Linked DNA regions of Homo sapiens: region 1 is linked to region 2. A link is a loop called in an ENCODE intact Hi-C map of the cell type or tissue named here. Cell type or tissue: IMR-90. All regions are shown on one strand. Links, peaks and the distances in the headings refer to the core of each region. The heading gives the core; the rest is flanking DNA. Region 1 has its middle 140 kb from the start of PTPN20. Region 2 has its middle 190 kb from the start of PTPN20.

Evidence for each region. Hi-C counts contacts between places; a loop is a spot of excess contacts. Peaks named below come from ENCODE experiments on the same cell type or tissue, not always from the same donor. Only the 100,000 strongest peaks of a DNase experiment are listed, where the experiment ranks them.
Region 1: it touches region 2 in a loop (2.4-fold over the local background); 3 of 110 quality-filtered maps call a loop at or near these places.

The regions. Positions count from the first base shown.
Region 1 is chr10:47,045,028-47,056,718 of GRCh38, forward strand. No RefSeq gene overlaps it. Among named protein-coding and RNA genes, the nearest start is that of PTPN20, 140 kb to the left of the region's middle. In IMR-90, for the core only: no CTCF peak of the experiment used is centred there; no DNase peak of the experiment used is centred there.
Region 2 is chr10:47,098,429-47,110,119 of GRCh38, forward strand. No RefSeq gene overlaps it. Among named protein-coding and RNA genes, the nearest start is that of PTPN20, 190 kb to the left of the region's middle. In IMR-90, for the core only: no CTCF peak of the experiment used is centred there; a DNase peak (open chromatin) is centred at 5,803; H3K27ac peaks cover 1,627 bases.

The sequences.
Region 1 (11,691 bases), core at 6,001-8,500, 52 kb before region 2:
ATTCTCTGTCCACAGCACCAAACACCAAAGGAAATAAGCTCTGAGAGGCCCAAAGTGGCTCTGGGTGGCCCACCTGAGCATGGACTGGGCCAAGTCCAAGGCACAATCTGGGGCAAGTTGGAGGTCAAGGCCAGATCCCAAATCACAGAACTGAGTCCAATGTGGGAGCTGGGCTGTAAGAAGGAGAAATCAAAGGTTGAGGACAGGGTCAGCGCAGGGAGGCCTCAGAGTGAGGAGGAGACTGGTGATTCGCCTCACTGTCATTGGTCAGCTGGTATGGGCTATGTGGGCAGGTGGATTGGGCTCTGAGGTTCTGGAAACCAGTCATGCCCCATGCAGATGCATGTATACAGACCCGAGCCTCCAGGCCTGATGGGAGGGACCCCTCCAGGGGGACCTTTACAGGCAACACCGAGCTCTCAACACCTGCATCTTAAGGCTCCGAGGACATGGCAGGTGTGGCCCGTGAGTGGCAGGGCCTCCACGTGACCACAGCTTGGGAGGTGTGAGGGGCTGGCTATAGAAGGCCAGGCAATAGTGCAAGAGGTAGGGAGGCCCCAGGGTCAGGGCAGGGGCTCCCTCCAAAGGGCCTAGGGCACGGGACAAGAGGCCAGGCTGCTGGCAAGCTCTCTGTCCTCCCCGCAAAGTCTCATAGAGGAAATCTGTGTATTGAACATGGCCCTGCCACCCTTGGCCAAGCACCTACTAAGGTGCGTTGGCCCTGTGAGGGGCTGGGTGTGAGGAGGTGGAGAGCCTGGGCTTATAGCAGAGCCTGTCAGAAGTCCAGAGAGGGCCAGAAGTCCTGGGTGGCCCAGTAGGATGGGTGAGGAAGGTTCTTGGGGAGTGGAGATACCGGTAGCAGACAAGTGCACCATTCCTGGGACTCAGAGAGGGACCAGCACTGCTCAGAGTCATGGTAAGGAAACATGGGTGGTAGCACTGGGCCCTTGAGGCCGAGGGGAGGCTGACATCCAGCTGGGCAGAGACCACACCACTGGGCCCAACATAGTCAGAACCCAGGAAGCTTAAATTTGGGGACAAACAGACCCTAGGTGGAGGCAATACCCAAGAATATGTTAAAAGGGAACTCCACTCACTGGTGTGAGGCACTGCTCCTGGGCCTGAGTGTGCATTTTCCCTCGAATCTCCACGTGGGCCCTTCAAGCTTGATAGCCAGGAGGGCATGAGGAACCCACGGTCCTGACACTTGCCTGGAGTCACACAGCTGCTTTGAAGCATCCAGTGATGTGAGTGTAGCTCACTGGGTCCCCAAACCCATGCAGGCCATGACCAGTTTTGGGTGGTGGAAAGAGGTGGTCAGAGGACCCAGAGGGCCCAGAAGTCCTTACAGGAAGGGCTGTTGCCAGCTGGGAGCCCGGGCTAGGCCTGTGCATCCTCTCCCCACCTCCCCATTTCCTCCCTTCCCCTGTGCCCTGGGCCAAGACACAGTGCCAAGCGAGGGGACTGCGGTTGCTGTGGAGGCAGGAAAGCCCAGGGCCCGGCTGGAAGGTCATGTGGGAAACTTCTGCTTGAGGGGAGCTGCTCAAACGGGTCACTGGGCCCCTCGGGTACCAGACCTTGTTTTCCTGCGGCCTCCTCCAATGGATAAGGGGCACTGGGGTAGGGGCTTGGCTCCAGCAGCCAAGGCGTGAACAATGGTCTCGCTGGCTGCCCCGTCATGCCCCCTCCTCAGCCGCTGCCCTCCCGGAGGACCAAAGCTGCCATGTGAAAGCGATTTCTCTGAAAGGCTTCTCTGGGGAAACTGGGCGTCGGGGCCTATGCTCACCACACTCCCTGCATCCCTCCTTTCTGTACAGAACCCTGAGTGTGGGCGGGAGGGTGGATACCACAGAGGGTGTTGGGGCATGGGTGCTTCTGGGTGTGGGGGCTCAGATGAAGAGGTGAGTGGCCTGGTGGGTCCATGTGCAATGGGAATGGACGAGGGCCTCGGCGTGAGTCTTCCATAGGAACGAGGGGTCAGGGCTGTAGGGGGACTCTGTGAGGCTGAGTATGCCTGTGCAGGTGGGGGGCTGTGAAGATGTGTGGGAGGCTGCTGTGAAGGGTGCTTTCTGGGAATGGTGCTGTGCTGCTGCAGTTTGCTTAGAGGGCAGATTGAGTGGGAGTCAGGCAGGCAGGGCTGCGTCTGCAGGTTGGGTCTGATCACCCAAGCCTTTCCCTGGGCTCTTTCTCAAGGACAGGGAAGCCCTGGAGGTTGTGGAGCTGGTGGTGAGAATGCTCGAGCATTCTTGGCAAGAGTACTGGAGTGTGGGTGGTGTGCGGGATGGATGGGTGCAGGAGAGTGCAGAGATAGGCCACGTGGTTGGGCCCTGGGTATGTGTCCTGTTGGGGGCGTGAGGACCTGGTTGAGGAGGAAGGCACAAGGGGCAGTTCTGTGGGGGTGAGAGCCATGGGAGGTGGGGCAGGAGGACTATGGCAAATTGAACACAGAGAGTGGAGGTGGGGAGCATCCAGGTAAGGTGAGTCTGGGCCAGTGTGTGCACACTGCAGGTGCTTGTTAATTTGTTGATTGGCTATGTGATTGATTTGTTGGTGGTGCCAGTGGGCACAGGGGGTCCTCAAGAGAGGTGTCAGAGCACGTTTGTATGTTAGAGAATGAGAAATGGCCCATGCATGCACACCCCTATCCCTCTCCCACCCCGCCCAGCACTCCCCTGCCTGGCTTCTGGGGAGCTGCTGCAGAGGAAAGCCCTGTGAGCTAAGCCGCATCATCGTCATGGCCAGCAGGGGGCGCTGTGCCCTTGGGTGGCCCAAGCTCTCCCAACAGCTGGAAGATTGGAAGATACGTTTGTACATTTTTGAGTACGTGCCCTGCTCTGACATTGCTTAGATGGTCATCTCGCCCCCATCCTAGCTGACAACCCGTCTTCACTACATCACCTCCATGCTAACAATACCACGGGATGTCACCTGGGGGTAACCAGGGCTCCTGGACCCCTCAGCTCTGCTCAGCCCTGAGAAAGGCATGCAGAGTCCCCGACGAGAAGACACCCGGAGCTGGGCATGAAACTAAAGCAAGAGGAAGGGAAGGTGGCCCAGTCCCCAACCTGGGACCTGTGGCCACATGGGAAAAGCAAAGTGCAACACAGAGGGTGGGGGCTTCCATTTGGGGGTTCTTTCAGAGCTCAGGGTGGGACCCCAGCAGAGGCTTCAGGCTCTGTCCTCACAGCCTCTGCAGCCCCAGGGCCTCCCACCAGGGTGTGGTTTGCTTGAGAGTGGGTAACAGCAGCACAGGGTGGCATCAGAGGCAAGGACCAGGGGCCCCAGGGACAGCTGCTGGGACCCTCAGGTTAAGGCAGTGGCCCCAGGAGAGCTGCCTTACCTCAGCTCAGCGTTGCCCCTCACTGCAGAGTGGACTCACTGATAGTGAATGAGATCAAGGCCAAGGTGGGTGCTGGTGTGGCCTAGGGAGGCATTCAGCCCAGCCTGGGGAGCTGGGGTTGCCAGGCACAGCCCCCAATACGAGGTATGTCTGAACTGGGTTCTGAAGGATGAGAAGGAGTTGCCTGGGCCAAGAAGGCAGTAGTTGGGGGAGTGTTCTTTTGTCCACAGAGTCCATTTGAGTCAAGGAATGGCATTGGCAGGCCGCCTGCAACACCGAGAGGAAGAGGCCAGCACTGGGTTGGGCACCCCTGCAACACAGACAGGAAGCGTGGGCTGGGTGATGGAGGCCTGCAGGTCCTCTCAAGAGCAGAGGCAGGGCAGCCCCTGAGGAGGGCGCTGGAGCCTGGGCCCACACATGTTGGAGCCATGGGAGGGAGTGTCGGTCCAGGGCCAGAGGCTGAAGGCACTGCAGGGGGGTTACTGCAGCTGGCCGGGTTTCTAGGTTTAATGTTGAGACCGACCAAATTTGAATCTTGGTTCAAATCTTGGGCCCTTCCGGGGACAAATAGCTCAACTTACCTGGAGCTCAGGATTTCATCTGTGAAGTGGAAATAGGGGCTGTGTGAAGTGGGGTGATAGCCTGCCAGGGTGATTCATAGGGTGAGTTGAGATGACATTTGTAAGCCCTTGTCAAGGTGCCTCATGCATAATAGGTTCAACAAATATTAATTCCCCTTTCTCCTCTCCTTCTCCTTCTCCTTCTCCTTCGCCTTCTCCTTCTTCAAGGATTTCTGCACATGGGTGAAGCTGGGAGGGAATTTATCTAATTGTCTAATTTTGTCCTTTTTTATCTAGCATGAGATAGTGTTCCCATTTTACAGATGAAGAAACTGAGGCCAGCCAAACTAAGTCATTTTCCCAGGCCACACAGCTAATGAGTAGCAAACTTACTAGCTGCCTTTCATGTCTGGGGAATGGGCAGCCCCATGCTAGGGCTTCCTTAAAGGCCATGGGACTTGGTCCCTGGAAGGGTGTGCCAACTGGGTTGCCTGAGTGGAGCAGAAAGTAATTGTGTTTAAACATGAGCTTTGGTAACAGCAAACAAGGGCCATGAAACACCAGCAAGTCTTTCTCCTCCACAGCCTGGTGGTCCTGGGTTTCCTGGGGCTCGGACCTCTGCTTTGTGACCAGCTGGGCAGGTGACAGACATGAAGAATGACCAGATGTCTACACCGGCTGACCAGCCTGGAGGCTGTACTGCAGGTGGGCTCCTGCCTCAGGGTCATCTGAACACTGGGACAGCTCCGGGGAAGGCAGAGCCCCATGACCAGGATGAAGGCGAGGGAGGAGCATGGGCCCTGGAAGCAGAGGCCCCCCTGCCAGCCCTGAAGGTGGCTGGGGCCCAGGGGTGGGTGTTAGGGGACACCAAACAGAGGTCATGAATGTGCTGTGCTGGCCAGATCCGTCCTGCTGATGTGTTTTATTTGGCTTGCAGAGTGCTTCTCAAAAAACTTTGAATTATGTCTTAACATTTTCATATGAAAATCTAGATCTGCAGTTTCTCCTGAAAAGTTGGAGACTCTGGCCACAGATGTGAAAGGAGACGTGCGGCAGGAGAGCGGCTGCCCAATCTAGTTGGTGGCAGGTTCCTGCAGACCCCACCACTCTCCATAGTGCTCCCGGCACTGCCATTCCCTGCCTGGGCCCCTCGAGGCCCCTCTCTTCACAGACATGAGCCCTCAGCCCCTTGCCCATGACCCAAAATCTGGCTGTGATTTCCCACTCTGGCCAGTTTCCCTAGAGGGGGACATGAGGGACGTGACACACACTCAAGGTCATTAGTCTCAACAGTCTGGGACTGAGTGTGAGGACCAGGGAAAGAGGGCTCTTGCCATCCCCAGAGCCAGTGATTCAGAGGGTTTTGGTGGGGGGCCTGGCTGGAGCAGACACCATGGAACCTGAGGGGCTTTGGGAGGCCTTCTACTCTCATGCAAGAGCAAAAAGGCCAGGGCTGATTTGTCTAGCCACATGGTGACGTGGAGGAAAACTCCATCATCCCCAGGGAAATGCAAGGAAAGGGGGAGGAAGGAGAGAGAAAAAGAGAGGGAGAGGAGGGAAAGAGGGAGAGAGAGACAGAGACAGACAGAGACAGAGATATAGAGAAGGATAAACAGAGAGGGAGACAGAGACAGAGAGAGAAGAAGACACAGAGAAAGATACAGATAAAGACAGAAAAGAAGAGAGAGACAGAAATATTGGGAGCTTGACAGCCACAGAGCGAGAGACTGAGTGTCTATGATGGGCAGCCAGGTCCCTCCTATGGGGCCTGTGGATTCTCTCTTGACAGCTGGATGGCCACTCCCCTCTCCTCCTCCTCAGGCCTGCTGCTGGCTCCAAGGAAGCTGCTGAGATAGGGATAGGGAGAGAGTTCCATGCTAACAAAATGGTGCATACCAGGTGCTCAAGATAGCTATGTGGAGATAGATGCCTACTGCTCTGTCTCCCAACAGCGCAGATTTCTGTTTGCCAGAGGGAGATCACCTTCGCTGGCTTGGAAAGTGCCAGGAAAGGGCCAGTGTAGCCAGGTGGGCTTCTGCAGGTGGCCAGTGGTCAGTGGAGGGGCTGGCACCTTTCTCGGCAGCAGAACCACTTGAGAAGGCCCGGCCCCTCTCTGAGACCAGGCTTCGGCCCCAGCACCCGAAGCCAGCCCCAGTAGGACACAGACTGGGGCCTCAGGATCATCCACAGTAAAATCAAAACCAACTTTTTCCACGGTACCAGGCCAAGTGTGATAAATTTGGAAAGTAATATTTGCAAACCGTTTCCCGGCATCTCACAGCAGATTGGCTTGGTGCAGCTGGCATGGCGTGCCCAAGTGTGTGCGGCCGGGACTGAGGGGCTGCTGGGACTGGTGAAGGTAGGAACGTGGTCGGGAACACCAATTGCATTTCATTAGAGGCTGGTGATGGGGCACTTCCAAGTGGATGGTTTGGAAGCCCACGACAAGGCAATGTGGGGGGCCAAGCCAGACTACATTATTCACAATGTGGTTTTCTAGCTGCTTCCAAATTTGATTTTGCCAGTTGAGGCTGAGCGAGTTAATCCCCTGGACTTCATCTCTTGTGCCTCAATTTCCCAAGCTTCTCCAAGGTGTTGCCCTTTCCTCTCTGACCACTAAATCTGTGGGAATGAGCTCGAAGCCTGCACCCAGTGCTTCCTGTCTATGCAGCATCTGTATTGACCAAGTCACAAACTGGTCTAAATAATAAATAGGATCAAAGACTGACCCCTGGATGGGGTTGGCTCCACCGCATTTCTGTGGCTGTCAGTGGCCTTGGCAAGCTGATAGGCGCATCAAAACCTCTTTGGTATAAAAGTCCAGATGAGGGAGATCAGAGAGTGTGTGGGTGCAGAGCCTCTGGGGAGGACGGGTTTGCAGGCTACACTGTGTTCAGGTGCCCAGGTCAGTAGGGATCCTTCCCTGCAGGTGGCCTCTGAGATGCCTTTCACCCACCCTGCACTTGTGACATCTTGGCTTGTACCTGGGGACCTCTCTCTGCACCGTACACAGAAACAAATCTCTACCTTGATCTCCTCTGGCCCTCCATTTTCCCTGCGGCACATCCCTTCCTGAGATTGGGCCCCAGGGCTCCCCTGGCCAATGTAGACTCCCCTGTGCCACCAAGACCCACACCGAGTCCCCATGTGTAGGTGTCCTCTGCAGGCTGTGCTGGGTTGTGGCGCCAGCCTGTCTTTGTCTGTCACCCACCCTCTGAAACTCAGAGGTGATAGCCAAGTTCACAGGCTTGTCCCATGTGTATACAGTCTGCTGGATTCTGTGAAATCAGACATAAACCAGGCACAGAAAGGTACATAATTTTTTTGGTTATTTCTCTATTCCTCATCTCTGTTTAAAAAATTATGCCTGCAAAGCATGTTTAGTTTGTGTATTTACATAACTTAGCCTTGTGTCAGAAGAGACTCCAGGAGACCAGAATAGGTAGCTTGACTTCAGGATGAGAAATACTAACCCGCCCAAGCTAAGATGAAGGAAGGGCATCCGCGCTGGATCGGGTGAACTCCCTGTCCTCCCCATGGCCTTCACATGAGCCACCATGCCAGTCAACTTCCCTGCTCGTAGGAAGCTCATGTGCAGAATTGGAGAGCCCTCAGAGATTACTCAGAGTCATCTCCCCACTTGACAGAAGACAACAGCAAGGCCAGAAGAGGGAGGTAAGTTCATCTGCATGGGCTACTGTTCTTTCTCTGCTCTCTGGTTGCTTCCAAGGTCCAAGGGACTCCCTGGTCAGAAGATGGCATTTCCATGTGTCTCCTTCTTAAGTATCCCAGTCCACACACCTCACTGGCTCTTGCAGAAATGAGGACCAAGAAACTGCTTGCAATCACCCATCCACGGAGGAGGTGAGCACTACCCCCACATTAAAATGCAAGGGATCTTGCAAAGGGCCGCTCCATATTTATGAGCATTACTGAATCAAAGTGTCTGAGCAAAGGCTCTAGGGATCCCTGAGAAAAGAGGTGGGCAGGCCCATTTTTTAGCCTTCTGAAGCCATTTATTTTAAAGAAATACTGAGGGGTACTAAGACATTCCTTTGGGAGCAGTTGTGTCAGCCTCCTAATTTAGGTGTCTGATTGATTTCCTTCTACGACTGTTTCATTTTAAAAGTGCATTTTCTTCTGATAAACTCATCTGTGTTACACACACACACAAAATGCATAAAGAAGAAAACAACCATCCTCCGAATTGTACCACTCAGAGCATTTTAGTTAATATGTTGGTAAATTTCTTCAGGCTGTGGATACCTAGTGACAAGGGAGAGACATAACAGAAGGATTTTCTTTCTGTTAACACTGTTGGTATTGTGTCATGCAATGCTGTGGGAACCTTATTTTGCTTACATATTTGTCTGTTTTTCTGATCATTCCTATTCATAGATTCCTGTAAGGGGGATTGCCAGGCCAAAGAGTATGAATACTTTGAATATGTATTGCCAGTTTGTCCTCCAGAAACTCATGTTATTTGCTTTCCAGGAGTGTGAAAGTACACACCATCAGTCTTTAAAAAAGAACAGGATTGGAAATGACTCAAAAGTTAATCTGGGGACGAGATATCTAGTGACCAGATGCCAGTCCATTCCCCATTTGAATCAGGGGCGCCTGAGCCATGGGGAGGTGTTGGGGGATGGAGAGCTAGTGCCTGCCAGTGGGGCTGCACGCCTGCGGGTGGTTAGGTTGGCTCTTTGTCCCAGGGCCTAGAGGTGGCTTCTGGGCTAAGGTGACTGAGGCCGTGCAGAGTTTGTGTCTGCACCCATGCCTGGTCACCACCTCTGTCACAGTCCATCTAGTTTCTACGATTCCATATTAAATGTAGGGGACTTTGTAAAGAAAAAGGATAACAAAATTGTGAGTACAAAACTAGGTGTAAAAGTGAATACTTATTCAAAATGATACAAGAATTAAAATGAACTACACATTTTTTAAAAGCTGATAAATAATGTAAACATCACAAAACTCTGCAAAAACATATTATTTACTGGCTTCCAGACATACTGTGTAATATTTTCCTTCTTGTATTTTTGGCTAGGTACTTGCTGTTTCCCTCTTCATATGACAATGATTTTCTAGAGTCATAATAGAAAGGTAATTTCAGTCTTTCCTCTGGCAGTGCTGGTCAAACAGCATTTTCTGAAAAAATCGGTAGTTGAGAAAAATTTATTTCAACTTCATGATGAATTGATAATGTCATATAAATTATAATAAATTGTTGAAAAAATTAGGGAAGACTTGAACCATGTTTCTATCCCATCTGAGCTGTATGACTTTAGGGCATGTCAAATTTTCTGTATGGTGATTGACCTGAAATGCTCTCTGAATGACAAATACACTTCTAGACCCACATTTTAATGGTATTCATGTTTAGTGTCTTCTTTGTTTTTGTCAGTTTTGATTAATTCATCAATAAATTTAAAAGTTTCCCCAATGTCTTCATAGGACTCACTTCTCTTGATTAGATTACTAAATATTCCAAGAGCCTGATTATTATTTTTATTAGGCATTTATTTCTACTTCTTCATGGTAAAATATGAACATTTAAAAACATAATTTTATTAACAGTAAATTCTTTCTTTCTTTTTTCCTTTCCTTTTTTTTTTTTTTTTTTGAGACAGGGTCTTGCTCTGTCACCCTGGCTGGAGTGTAGTGGTGTGATCATAGCTCACTGTAGCCTCAACATTCTGAGCTCAAGTGATCTTCCCACCTCAGCCTCCCAAAGTGCTTAGATTAAAGGTGAGAGCCACCATGCCTGGCCCCATTAATCATTATCTAATTTTTTTCTCTGTTCCTTAATTAAAAATTTAAGGATGACAAAATCATATTTCTGTCCAAAGTGGAAGACCATAACTTCTCATTTGTTTTATTGCAACTTTTCAAAGCATCTTTCCAGATTATAGATTAAATAACATATTCTCAGCTGAACCTCTCTGGATCCCCCATATGCCTGGGGCCACTCCAGTGCCACCTGATGGGGGCAGAGTGCATTGTGTGGGACACAGGGGAGGTCCCAGTAGAATGAGAGGTTATCTTCTTACTTACATTGATTGCTAGAGCCACTCCTGGGGCTTTGGAAGGGGTTCCTACAAATGAGAGGCCTGTGCTGGAAGCATCATTAGCTTCAAGGTAAATCTACTTCTTATATCAGTTCTGAATTTCACCCCTGAATCTGCCCCACCTGCAGGCATCCTGGAGGTTCATCCCACCCCCGCTGCTTCTTGAGTGGTTCTGGGTGCAGGGTGAGCATCAATGAGTAGGAGGGCTGGCAGAGACCCCATCCTGGGACACATCATCAGACATCATTTTGCTGGAGGTGGAGCCAAAACCCTTTGCACGGTTGGGCTTTGGGGCCCAGCACTGACCCATAAACTCTGGCTGCCTTAGTTTCCTTTCCTTCCTGATTCCTGGAGGACAAGGCCCTTCAGCTCTGCTACTGTGTCCCCCTTTTGGTCCCTCAAAAGACTCGACAGTTCCCATCATCATGAGCAAAGTCTGTTTTGGGGAAAGGCTGTTTTGGGCCCTCCCTTCTCGCCCTGCCTTCCTGCTTACCTCAGCTCTTTGATTTCTGTGGCTTCTTTTATTCCTGTCCTACGGTAGCTGGATAATTGCAGAAGCAGCAGCCTGGCCAAGGGATCCAATCCCAGCTCCTCACTCTACCTGATGCACCCCTGGGCACAGGCATTCTCATCCTGGGCAACTGTGTGACCTTTGGTGACCTGCTTCAACATGGTGAGTCTGACAGGGTCCCACCACAATCCCTAATCCATGATCCGGAGGCTCCCAGCAGAACAGTTAACAGGGAAGAAGGAGGAGGGAGGGCGGAAAGAAACCAGGCACAGCACTTCCTCTTTGGCTGCGCTTGCTCTGTGGCCAGCCTATGTCCAGGGCCTTGTTCTGTTCCTCCAGCCCCTCTGGATCCTGGCTGTCCCCCAGATCCCAACAGAATTGTCAGGTAGGGCAGTGTGCACTGGGCACTGCACCAAGGTCTCCTGCAGCTCCAGCTCTGGCTCTGTTCTCACCAACGGCTGGGCAGGAAGAGTTGGAGGGGCTCTGTCTTCCTCATGCACCCACAATTGCAGTCTTAGGCACGTGGAGTGCTGTGAGATGCACAACAGTCCCCGTGGAAAAAACCTGAAAGGAGCACAAAACCAAGTGGCCTGGCCCCAAAGCACTGCAGCCTACCTTTATCCTTTAAATTAAATGGGTGCAAGAGTCATCAACCCAGGCATATCAACTCTCAGCTGCCTCTGTCAGGGGTGAGCTCCCTGGACCGGAACAAGGGGGCTTCCTGGCTGCCTCTCCCATGACCTCCCTCACTGTCAGGGAGTAAGATTGCCTTCCCCTTCCCTGAGAATGCTCCAAATAAGTCCCTGTGCCTCACCCAGTCACTAATCTCATTTCCTGTCCCTTGCTAGAATGACCAAGAGTGGGAATTCCTCTTCTTTGAGGCACCACCACCTCCTCCCTGGAGAGAGAGGCCTGTCAGGTGGAGTCTCTAGTGAGAGGACTTTCGGCCTTTCTACCCCAAAGCATTAGTCTAGGCACTGGCTTCAAAAGAGTACAGCTAGCCCAGGAGACGTGGGACTAGTGGCCACAGCTTAGCAGGCCAGTGTGGGCTCCTGACAAACCCACATCTAATGGCCAGGAAAGCCTAGGAAACCACAGCTGTGCACTGCTTCTAGATCTAGGAAGAAGGTGCTGTACTCATTCTCATTACAAACTCTTTAAAATAGGGTTGTTTTTGTCCTTAAGTCAAGTCAATATAATTCGAAATAGTGA
Region 2 (11,691 bases), core at 4,445-6,944:
TATAATTCTACTGATAATAGAATCAATAACTATTCATTGATTGCTTGCAATGTGTCGGCCACTGTTTAAATATTTGACTTGTATTTTCTCCTTGTGTCAAATCCAGTTTCAAATGAAGCCCCCTCAGCAATAGGTTAACATTTGTACTAGGTTGAATTATTGGAACTTATTGCCATTTGACCATTTTTGTCCTGCTAAACGGTACTTTCACATGGTTCAATCTGATCCCACATTGCATGGCAGTACCAGCCTTAGCAGTGCCCAGAAGCTCACGGGAGCTGAGAAAGAGGCCGCGTGGTCAGAGGCAGGGAGAGGGGGCTCAGACCCAACCTGCAACACTAGAGCACCGTCTGCTAAACAGGAACATGGGGACTTTGGATCCTCATCCCCTAAAGTCGTTTTCAGGCCCCTGAACTACACCAACAGGAGGTGTGCAGGTTCCTAAAAGAAGAAGGGGACTCCCCATTTCAGAAGAGCCCATGGAGAGGTGCCAGGGATCACAAAGACCATGGACGAGGGGGACCCCACCTTGCCATTTAACCTGGAATTGACTCCGGTGCCAGAGAAGGGATTCGAATTTCCGATAAGCAGGATTTGATCATCGCTATGGACAGCAGTGGTTCAGAAGTTTTCCTGAGAGTTTTTGTTGGGGTTGTCCTGTCCCTTCCCTGTCCTTTATATGGAGGGTGCTGGGTGAGATGACTTGTCCTTAGGTGTATGGCTCACAAGGCCACCAGGTGAGCTGGAGAAGATGGCCACGTGATACCTGAGGGAGGGAGCCGCCCATCATGCAGATCAGGCCTTTGGGTTGGCTGTGGCAGCTGATGGCACTTGGGGATGGTGTCCCTGGAGGATGTGAGGCGTGTGTCCGGTGGGTAGGAACAGCCTGTGTGAACGTCGGGCAGCTGAAAAAGTGGAGGCGGCAGAGGCTGCTCTGTCAGTGCCTGCCTCTTGCTTCCTAACAGCACCCCTATTTTTATCTGGGACAGTGATGTGCCCAGCTGAGAGACTACATTTTCTGACCTTCACTGCAGCCAGGAGTAGTAAAGAAGATGGACGCATGAACCACTGCGAGGGGCTCTGTGGATGCTTTTTGCTGTGGAAAGTAGACTGTTGTGTCCTCCCCTTTCCTCCTTCCTGGCACCAGTGAGGTGATCCAAGGCCCTGTTTTCAGGCCACCATGGCTCTGAAAGCCTTTCGCAAGTGTATGTGTGGACCCTCTTCTCATGAGCACGTTCTCTCTCAGGAGATGCCCATTGTCCTGAAGTGCCTAGGATCTCCTGCAGGCCCACCCCTGGGCTTCCCTCCACACATCGTCTTCGTCTTATCTAAATCCTGGTTGGGTGCTGCATGAGGCTCAAGCTCGGGAGCCCTTCAGATGGGCCCAAAATGACAAAGGAGCACATTTGGTAACAGCAAGGTAGCAGGCTAGAGTCCAGCATCCTTGCCCCAGCACAGAAGTCCTTTCCCTCCCTGCCCACAGTATTTGGGACCATCACCCCCAAGACTCTAGGTTGTAAGAGAGAACATTTTACCACTAAAGACCAAGACCCAGACCCTGGCTGAGTCAGACCTTCCATCTGAGAGAAGGGCAGAGCCAGTTGCTGAACATGTAAGATGTTTCTCCAGCCGTGATGCTGGGAGCTGAGAGAAACACTTTCCTAGGCAATGTGGTAACAAAGAGAGCCAGAAACCTCCATTTCCCTCCAAGGTGCCCCACCCATTCATTCCTTTACTCCAGTAGCTTTACCAGAACATTTTGTGCTGGGCACCAGTCTAGGTCCTGGGCACAAGGAGAAGTCAAATACTGCCCCATCCCAGTTCTTTGAAAAACAGCAGCAAAGGGAGCATAACTGGTAAGTCTAAGCAAGGAAGTCAACAGGCACAGGGAAGAATTGTACAAACACAGACAATTAGGAATGAGATTATTTTTAGAAGTAAAAGAGAAAACTATAACTCTATGTTAACAAATTTGTATATCATAATAAAAAGGAAGAATTCACAGGAAAAAATAAACTTCCAAAATATATGTATATTTTTGATATATATGTATTTGTTGTGATCTGAATTTTTATGTCCCTCCAAAATGCAGATGTTGAAATCTAATCCCCAGTGTGTTGGTATTAGTTGGAGCCTTTGGGCTCCAACTGATTCGGTTGTGATTCGGTTATGAGGGTAGAGTCCTCGTGAATGAGGTTAGTGCCCTTATGAAATAGGCTTGAGGGAGTTGGCCTCCCTTTCCACCATGTGAGGACACATAGAAGGCGCTATCTATAACAAACAGGCCCTCACCGGACACCAAATATGCCAGTGCCTGGATCTTGGAGTTCCCAGCCTCTGGAACTGTGAAAAAATCTATGTTGTTTAAAAATCAACTAATACTATATAAGGAATTTGGTTATAGCAGCTAGAACAGACTTAGACAGTTCTGGATGCCTAATGCACAATTGTCAACTTTAGGGGTGTTACAGATTTATAGTGTTATAGATTTAGACGTCCTGAGTTCAAATTTCAAGTCCATCAGTTTGACTTCCAGCCAATGAGATCACTTCCCTGAGTCTGGGCTTTTTTGCTACAAAGGCGGGGCAGTAAGAATGTTCCCCAACTTCTCCCAGTCTGTAGGCCCTGGCTCTATCCCCCAGAGGACTTCACTCCTCCTCTTTGCGGTTTTGGAAAAAGCCAACTAAATCCTTTCTATCAACTTAAATAAAAGGTGTATTAATTTTAGGTGAAAAGGTGAAATGCTTTATAAAGCACGACACTCTGCACAGTATGTGGATGGGCTGAAGATACATTTCCATGGTCACAGGGCAGGCTCTCAGGGGTTCCCTGCGGCCCATACAGTGAAGAGCAGGGATTCAGAGGCCAGGCTGGTCAGGCAGCTGCCTTGGGTCCCAGTCATTTTGTGAGGGTAAGTTTTGACATTCTGTAGAACCTGAAAGCTGCCTCTCAAAACAGTGCCTCGCTCCAGCGTGTTGGTGGGCCACATCTCCTCTCAATGGTCAGAAGCCCGGGCGGGGATTCTGCTGGAGGCTGAACTCAGGCCCAGGGAATGGGAAGTGGGAGCAACTGGCAGTTGCTGCCAATGGGGACCTTCTCCATCTTCTGCTGAGACAACTCCCCACCATCCACTTGAACTAAGGACATTGTTTCTTCTATTGCAAAGAACAACTCTCTGGGCAAAGGAAAGGAAGGCTATGCCATATCCCTTTCATACTCTCACAGCAGCAGGTTGCAGGAAAGGGAGGCCCATGACCATCTTGCTAGCTGCCAAAAGGTTTTTGCTAAAATTCAGTTTTAGCTCCTACTACAAGAACATGGGATGGGAAGTAACTTTCTCATGTAATTAGCAATATTTATCTAGAAACATCAGCCCAAATCACCTCACAGTCAAATATTAGAACACTCTCCAAATTGGGTATCAGGATGGCTGCAGGCTGGGCTCCCTGGAAGGAAAATCTGATACCAAGATTCAAGACAGGAGATCTCCTGGGGATGCTCTCAGATCAGCAACTGTGAAAGGAACAGAAGCAGAGGGAGAAATGTGGCTTCATGCAGTTGCAACAGCGGCCTTGCTGATTCCCCAGAGAGCTCTAAAGCTGGATAGCCCCACAGCATTGGCAGGCGAGGTGAGGAGACAGGACTTCATACCCTGCATTGGCCAATCACTGGACATGAGTTTCCCGGAAGAGGTTGAGTGAGGGCCAAGGTGACTCTCAAGGTAGTCTTTTAGCTGAAACCATTCTGTGATGGCCAGCACAGGGGGCTGACTGCCAGTAGCTCCCTCAGTAGCTTGGAGCTTTTGGTCCTGATGGTGATAAAGGTGGTGGTGGTGGGAGCATTACAGTAGCCACTCCAGTGCTGTGCATCACATCCCTCTCATGGGTGTATATGATGTAAGGAAGCTTGCTTAATATTGTTTAATCCAACCTTTCACAAATATATTTTAATCACACCACATCCCTTTCTTTTCAGCAGAATGTCACAGCTCAGGCGTGTAAAGCTGTGAGGAAGAGCGTTTGGGGGTGCTCTTTAGAGGCCAACCTGGTTCCTTGGGTGCTGTCTCTGAAGGTTCTGCTCCTCCTGTACCCAGCCCCACTTCTGAACCCTTTCCGGTTGGCAGGAGGGTCTAGAAAGACTTCCACCTCTCGGCCATCGAACCTGAAACAAAGACTCTTAAGAACAGACAAAGACTCTAAAGAACAGGCAAAGTCACTGTGCAGAGATGCCTGAGACTCTCTCTGCCCTGGGGAAGACTTAATGGCAGCGTGCAGCTCACACTCATGTCACTGTGGACACCTGTGGCCTCCTCATCCCTATAGAGATCAGCCCTAAGTTGCTGCCTGGCTTCCATCCACTGGCCCTGCATTGCTAATGTCTACCTAAAATCTCCCTGCTGAAATTCCTGCCTCTCCAGACCAAACACCTTTGGGATGGTCAGTTTCTTGTCTTTGGGGTACATTTTGGCTCCTCCAGAATCAAAGGGGCCTTGCAGTAAGAAGACATCCTTTAGCTCTAATGTTCCTCTCTATTCTTGCCATCAAAATAAGGAGGAAGGAGGAGAGAGCATGTCACAGCCTTTCATCACTCCCACCAGAAGGCTGCATTCAGGCCAACTGAGGAGGGCTCCTTCTGGAGCCAAAGAGGGGAAGGAGAGGAGAGGTGTTTGTAGGAGAGTCACTGTGGAAGACAAGGATGGTGCAACCCCTCTGCGTCTCCATTTCCCAGGATGGTATTTCAGTGGACTCCAAAATTCCCTTCCTGGGGCACCTGGAAGAAAAGGGCCCCCATATCTCCATCCATTCTGTTCCTTCCCTCTTTCTCTTTATTTGAAAAGAGTTGGTGTGCTATGGATGAAAGAGTGAGTTTTAGAACCAGGCACAGAGACCTTGGTCCAATCCCATCTTTGCCACGGAGATGTCCTAGAACTTTCTGAGACTCGGTTTTTCAATCTGCAAAATCACAATAGCAAAAACATCTCCCTTGGATGATAGTCTTGATGATGAAACAAAATGACATTTTCAATTTAATTTAGGGCAAAATCACAATGACATATGTCTTTTTTTTTTTTGATTAAGAGACAGCCAAGCTCCTGGCATATGAATTTCTCCTTTTAGCAAAAACTATTTATTTACATTTTCATCATTTATTTGTGTTTTTCCTTTCTCTAAGAAATTAGTACAAATCTTCACCAGATTAAAATTATTCAAACATATTTATAGAAAGGAATCCTGATTTCTTCATGGCTGTAAAATAACTTTAGCTCTGTTTCACATAATAATTTTTATTCATGTTTAATAGCTTTTTTGAGGTATAGTAGACATACAATAAACTGCTCATTTAAAATGCACAATTTTTAACATTGTGACACATATGAAATCACCACCACATCAAGATAACAAAGACATCCATCATTTCCTAGTTTCCTTGCACCCGTATATAATCCTTTTCTCCCACCCTTATGCCCCCATCCTCAGGCAAACATTGATCTGTTTTGTTACTATTCACTAGTTTGCATTTTCTGGAGTTTTCTATGGATGGATGAGTGTACACTCTTTTTATTAAGATTCATTCATGTTGCTGTATATATCAATAGTTCATTCCTTTTTTATTACTCTTACATCACACTTTGATGCATAAGATAAATACTATGAGAAATATAGCAATTACATTTTTTTCTGGAAAGTCAGAATGTTATAGGAAACATTCTGGACACAACTTCAAAAATTTTTAGTTGAAATGTTCCAGCTGTAACCATGAACACATCATTAACCCTCCCTAGGCCTCAGTTTCCTCTCCTGGGGGATGGGAGAGAATCATGACAGCACCTCCTCAGCTGTGTTCACCAGAGCTTTCGTCACTGACTTGAGAAGTCCAGTTTCCCAGGCCTGTGTCTGTCTGCATGTCTGAATGGCTTATGGACTGATACTTCTATCAGCTCTGGCTCCATGGGGAGTGGTGATGGCTGAGGTCTGACAGGGGCCAGGCAGTGCTAGATGAAGGGAGAGGGGCCCTTCATTTGGGTGAGCTGCCGGAGTGGGAGGCACTGTGTCTTGCTTCTGATGGAGTGTCTGAGAAGCAGGTCCAAGAGGCGCTGCTTCAGGACCCGCCTCAGATTAGCACAGGTCCCCACACTGGGAGCAGAGGGCATGATTTCTGGAGTGATCTCAGAGGTGCTGCAGCTGGAAAACTGATTACCAAGTGAGAAGGATGTTTAATGGAGATGGTGGTGAAGTGACACTAACAGGAAGCTGTACTCCTGATTCTCAGCAGAAATAAGATTTGGGGGAAAGCAGGAAAGTTATTCACATCCCTCTGAGAAGGGGAGGAAGGCATTAGGTATTTGGCCAAACAGGCCCTTCCTCCTAGCAAAGTTAAGTTAGGGAAACTTGAGGAACTTGCAGACAGGGGTGGCACTCTTCCCAGCTGAGGACAGAACTTGTGGCAGATTGTATTTTTCAAAGATGGCCCTAACAGTATCTTCTGTCCCACGTGCCTTTCCACAATCTTACCACTTCCCTCATCTAGAAGTGGCACCTATGACCTCTCCCCTGGAACCAGGCCTGGGTGACTGCTTTGAGTAATAGAATATGGAGGAAGTGACACCATGTGACATCCAAGGCTAGGCTGGGTCATAATATTGTCATGCATTTCTGCTAGGTTCTCTGGGGACAGTTACTTTTGGAGCCCTACCACCACACTGTGAGAAAGCCCCAGCAGCCTGTGGAGGGGCCTACGTGTGGAAGAACTGATCCCAAGTGCCCAGCCCCAGCTGAACTCCTGGTCCACAGCCAGTGGCCACTTGCCAGCCAAGTGAACGAGCCAGCCTGGAAGTAGACCCTCCAACCCAACGTATGCCACATAAGGCACAGATAAGCCACATTGTCTGACTTTCAGATTCATAAGCAAAATAAGTATTGTTTTAAGCCACTAATGCCTTGGAGTAATTTTCTTATGCAGCAATAGAAAACTCATACAAAGCTCATCTAGGAAAAAGGTTAAAGTTGAGGACAGCATTTAATAGCAGACACAAGTCCATATGGGGACAGGCCAGCCTTAGCCTGTACTGTCACATGGTAGCCTCCAACACTGAGCAAGGGTGTCCCACCATCCTGGCCAGTCTAAGGCATTAAAGGATAACATTAAGAACTGCCCGTCCCCTCTTGGACATCCAAGTTAAAAAAAAATTATAATAACACCTCTGATAGCAGCACATTTTTGGAATGACTGAAAGAGTTTTTGTCATAATATTATTTATGAGTTGTGGGATTCACTGAGAGTTCCAGATAACTCCTCTGCAATGCCCACGGCCTGCTCTGTCATCTAGGTTTATAAACCTCTTTCTCTGCAGTTTGCAGGATGAACCAGGCTGCACAGAGTGTTTAATGAGATCTAACCAAAGGTTTCAAAAACCTGTGTATTATTTTGCTGCATTTTATAGATGAAGAGACTGAATGTTCTAAAGATAAAGTCCATTGAGCCAGTAACTGTAAGAGCAAGACAGGAAGCTAGTTCTCTCTGTCTCAGAGTCTGACACTCTTTACAAAGCCAAGGAGTAATTTTTACCTTAAATTGAGGATTTATACTATTTCACTTAATTGAGTGATCAGAATAAGAGCATGCATCTTTTACTCCCCCTTCTCTCTCTTTTTTCACTTTAATATATCATAGGCAGTCATTTCTTTTTCCCAGTTTTTAAATTATAAAATATACATAACATAAAATTGACTTTCTCAACCATTTTAAGTGAACAATTCAGTGGCATTAAGTACATTCTTGTTGCTGTGCAACCTTCACTACTGTCCATCTCCAGAACTCTTCATCTTGCAAAACTGAAGCTCTGAACCCATTAAACAGTCAGTTCGCATTCCTGCCTCTCCCCAGGCCCTGGCAACCACCATTAGCCTTCCTGTCTCTATAATTTTAACTCCCCTAGGACCCTCATATAAGTGGAATCATGCAGAATTGACCTTTTCTGACTAGCTTATTTCACTAAGCATGATGTCCTCAAGGTTCATCCATGTGGTGGCCTGTGTCAGATTTCCTTACTCAAAAAACAGCCATTTCTTTCTGTCCAAATACAACATCTTGTTCTTTAAATTCTCCAACAAATGAATGTATCCCCATTCTCGGCTTAATGTATGAGACTGGGTTTCTCTTAACAAGAAATAGGGGTGGAGGAAGGACATGGCCCCCAGGAGTTCCCTGCTTCTGTCCCCAGGGGTTAAACACACCCTTCAGCTCCGGAAGACCACAGCTCAGCATAGCCCCCTCTGGGGAGCTCTCTCCCAACTGGGTTGGGCTAGGAGCTTCTTTATACCCTGGGAGACCAGAGCTTCTTTAATCCTACACCACATCACTCTCTATCATTGATTGGATCATGAGAGTAAAGGGAGTTTCTTCATTGATTCTGAGTTCCAGGAACTCACACACCGTAGAGTCCTCTGTAAGCATCTGCACCTGAATGAGTAGCTTCATGAACACATGCAGGCACCAGAAGGCACATGAGTTCGTGTAAAACCTGGTCAGTTCATAACAGTTACCACAAGGGATTGGCAATGGGGGAAATATAAATGGATGAAATGTTTATAATGAACTCCTATTGAGTTCATAGCAGAGATTATAAAATTATTTTAAAGACTTTCAAGTCAGTAAGCTGTGACTTTAACCAAGCTGCATGTGTCAGCAAAGCACATGTCCCAGTCAGAAGGGCAGCGAGCATCCACACTGTGCTGGCTACATCACGCCCTGTCCTGATTCATTCCTCCCAAGAATCCGCATGCATAGGCTCTGCTGCTGTTCTCATTTACAGGTTAGGAAATGTGTCCTGCGCAGTTGAGTAACTTCTCTGCAGTCTCACTGGCCTTCCTAGAACTTGAATCCATGTAGCCAGCTGCAATGGAGAAGCCCAACCAGGGAGGCCCAGACAGGAAGTATCTCAGGGGACAAAGCTGGCATTCTACTTCTTTGTGCCACCTGGGCAGTGCTTCTCACCCTTCACAGTGCTCACAAATCCCCTGGGGGTTTTATTCAGCAGCTCTGCACAGGACTGGGGGTCTGCAGTCTAACAAGCTTCAGCCGCTGCTCAGGCTGCTGGCCCATGGGCCACACCTGGAGCCGAGAATGCTGGGAAACAGATGGTGCTGGCCATGCGTCACCACCTGGGAGGTTCCTGGGGCAGATGTAAATTCAGACCCAGGATGCAGAAGCATTGGCTGTTTTGGCAACTTTCTGACTTTACATTGGTTTCCTGTGTATTATCAAATTATCAGATGGGGACGGGTTGATGCATCCCTTTACTAAAGCTGGGGCATAATGACTCTGCCCCTGAAGCCAGAGCCACTCAGCATGGCTGGGACTAACCCACCAGCCATCTCAGGAGACAGACCTGGCCTTCTGTGGTCCCCGTGTCACCACACCTGTCCCATTTGGAACATCGGCAGAAGGAGAGCAGAGCCACCTTCAGAGGTGGGCACAGCTGAGTTAACAGGCCTGCTCTCCATCCTTGACTAGCTGTGAACCTCAAGGAAGTCCCTCCTCCTGTGGACATGATTTCCCTATTTGAGAAATGGGGCAGTGATAACACCTCACAGGTCCTTGAGATGACGTAAGTACAGCCAAGTTGCTTAACAGAATGGATGCAGACTACACCTGTCTAAGGCAGGAACAAGAGACACTACTTGGGAATCTATGGATTTCATTTAAACAAGCTTTAGAAATGAGAGTGCAAGGCCTTGTTGGCTGGAGATGCAGCTGGCTGGGCGATCCTACAGAAATGACTTATGAGCCAAGATATATGGACTGAACATGCAGTTTTCTCCACCTAGCACAAAACACTGTTCTATTTCACACTTGTATGCACAGCGGAGTCAGAAACCAGAGCCCCCCGCATGTTTTATAGACTCCCCTTACTCTTGAAATTGGCATCATAAAAAGAATTTTCTGGGTCCCAAATGTGTCTTTCTCCTGTAGCCACAATTCTCCAGCTCCTCAGCAGAACATCTGTAAAGCCCGGTGTCATATGTCATGTTCCCTGATGCTTCCTGTGACCGGCATCCAGCAGGATCTGTGGGCTCCCCTGTGAGTGTCCCAGGCCAAGCCTCTCTGCTCCCCATCTCTGTGCTGACCTCTCTTCCAAGCTCCTGCCCTCTAATGGGCTCTTTGTCCCAACCTGAGTTCCCTGGGTTCTGCCTGCTTGGAATAATGGGAGATTTGATCAATCTATGGCCGCTGATGTCCACCTCTGTCCCCATCCCCACTCTGTGAGTGGGGTTGAGTCACGGATTTTGCTTTTTATGAAGTGTAGTTATTCTCAGTAAACTTTTTAACCATGCCTCTGTCATTTGAAAGCACTTTTGTTCAGGATATGTGGACTGGTTTATGGAGGTTTTCTTGTGGTTAAACTGTGTGATTTTTGTATATACTTAATTCGAAGGCTAATGTCACAAGGAAGCCAGAAGCTAGGCAGAGATTTTCTTTTTCTTGCTGCCTTCAACATGAAATCAAAGTGATTTAGTTGTTGTTTAAGACCAGGTGGGAAAGCCTGAGCATGGAGCTTCCCTTGGAGGGACCAAGGCCACAGGGCCCCAAGTGGGTTGATGGCACTCACAGCAGCAGACCACCACTCTGTGCTGGGCACTGTCTGGGCAAACCTGCTTTGTCTCCTATGTCTCCTTTATCATCACACAAACTCTGCATATGCTATCTTCCTTTTTCAACTGATGAGGAAACCGCCCAAAGATGTTAATAAAGTGCCTGAGCCTTTATTGTTGGTGGGGTTGGGAATCAAGCCCAGTCCTTCTGATTCTTCTCCTGGCACCCCCAGGACCAGCCTCAGCTCCCACACAAAGTCCTCCAAGTGATGCTCTTGGGGTAGGTGCTTCCCTCTGGACACAAGCAAATTTAAGTCCAGCTCCAGGACTAACAGACTCTGATAGTGGAGAGTTCCTTCCCTCCCCAGGCCTTGGTTTTCTTGTTTTCTCATTCAAACCATAGAGTTCGTGGGTTGGAAACTTAATCCCCAATACAATAGTGTTGCAAGTGGAACCCTGAAGAAGTGATTAGGTCATGGGGGCTCTGCTCTCCTGAATGGATTCGTGTCCTTATTGTGGGAGTGGGTTGTTACAAAAGCGAGTTTGGCTCCTCTTGCCCTTCTGCCTTTCACCATGGAATGATACAGCAAGAAGTCCTTTTCCAAATGTGGGCCCCTTGATCTTGGACTTCCCAGTCTGCAGACCTGTAAGAAATAACTCTGCTCTTTATAAATTACCCACTCTGTGTATTCTGTTATAGCAGCACAAAACAGACTAAGCCAGGTTCTTGCAGGCCTCAAGGAGATGGGACATAGTCTGCTCCAGGGGGCTTTCTGGCTCTGTCCTCATGTCCAGCCTAAGAGAAGTCAGAGTTGGCTGACTGTGGCTTCTCTTCATGCCAGTGCCCAGAGCAGCCCATCACCCTCCAGGAACCTTGCTGACCCTGGACTCCCAAGAGTTGTCGTTTGAAGCCAAATGCCTTCACAGTCTTTCTATAAACCAGTTAGCCATTGCAAGCGTGAGCCATAAAATGCTGCTTCCTTTTCCTTTCCTGTAGATTCTAGGGGATTTTTGTCTAAATGGAAAACATGGCAAATAGTATAAATAGTATAACCTACAAGCTTGATCTGCTTAAAATAAAATTCAGGAGATTGAGCTC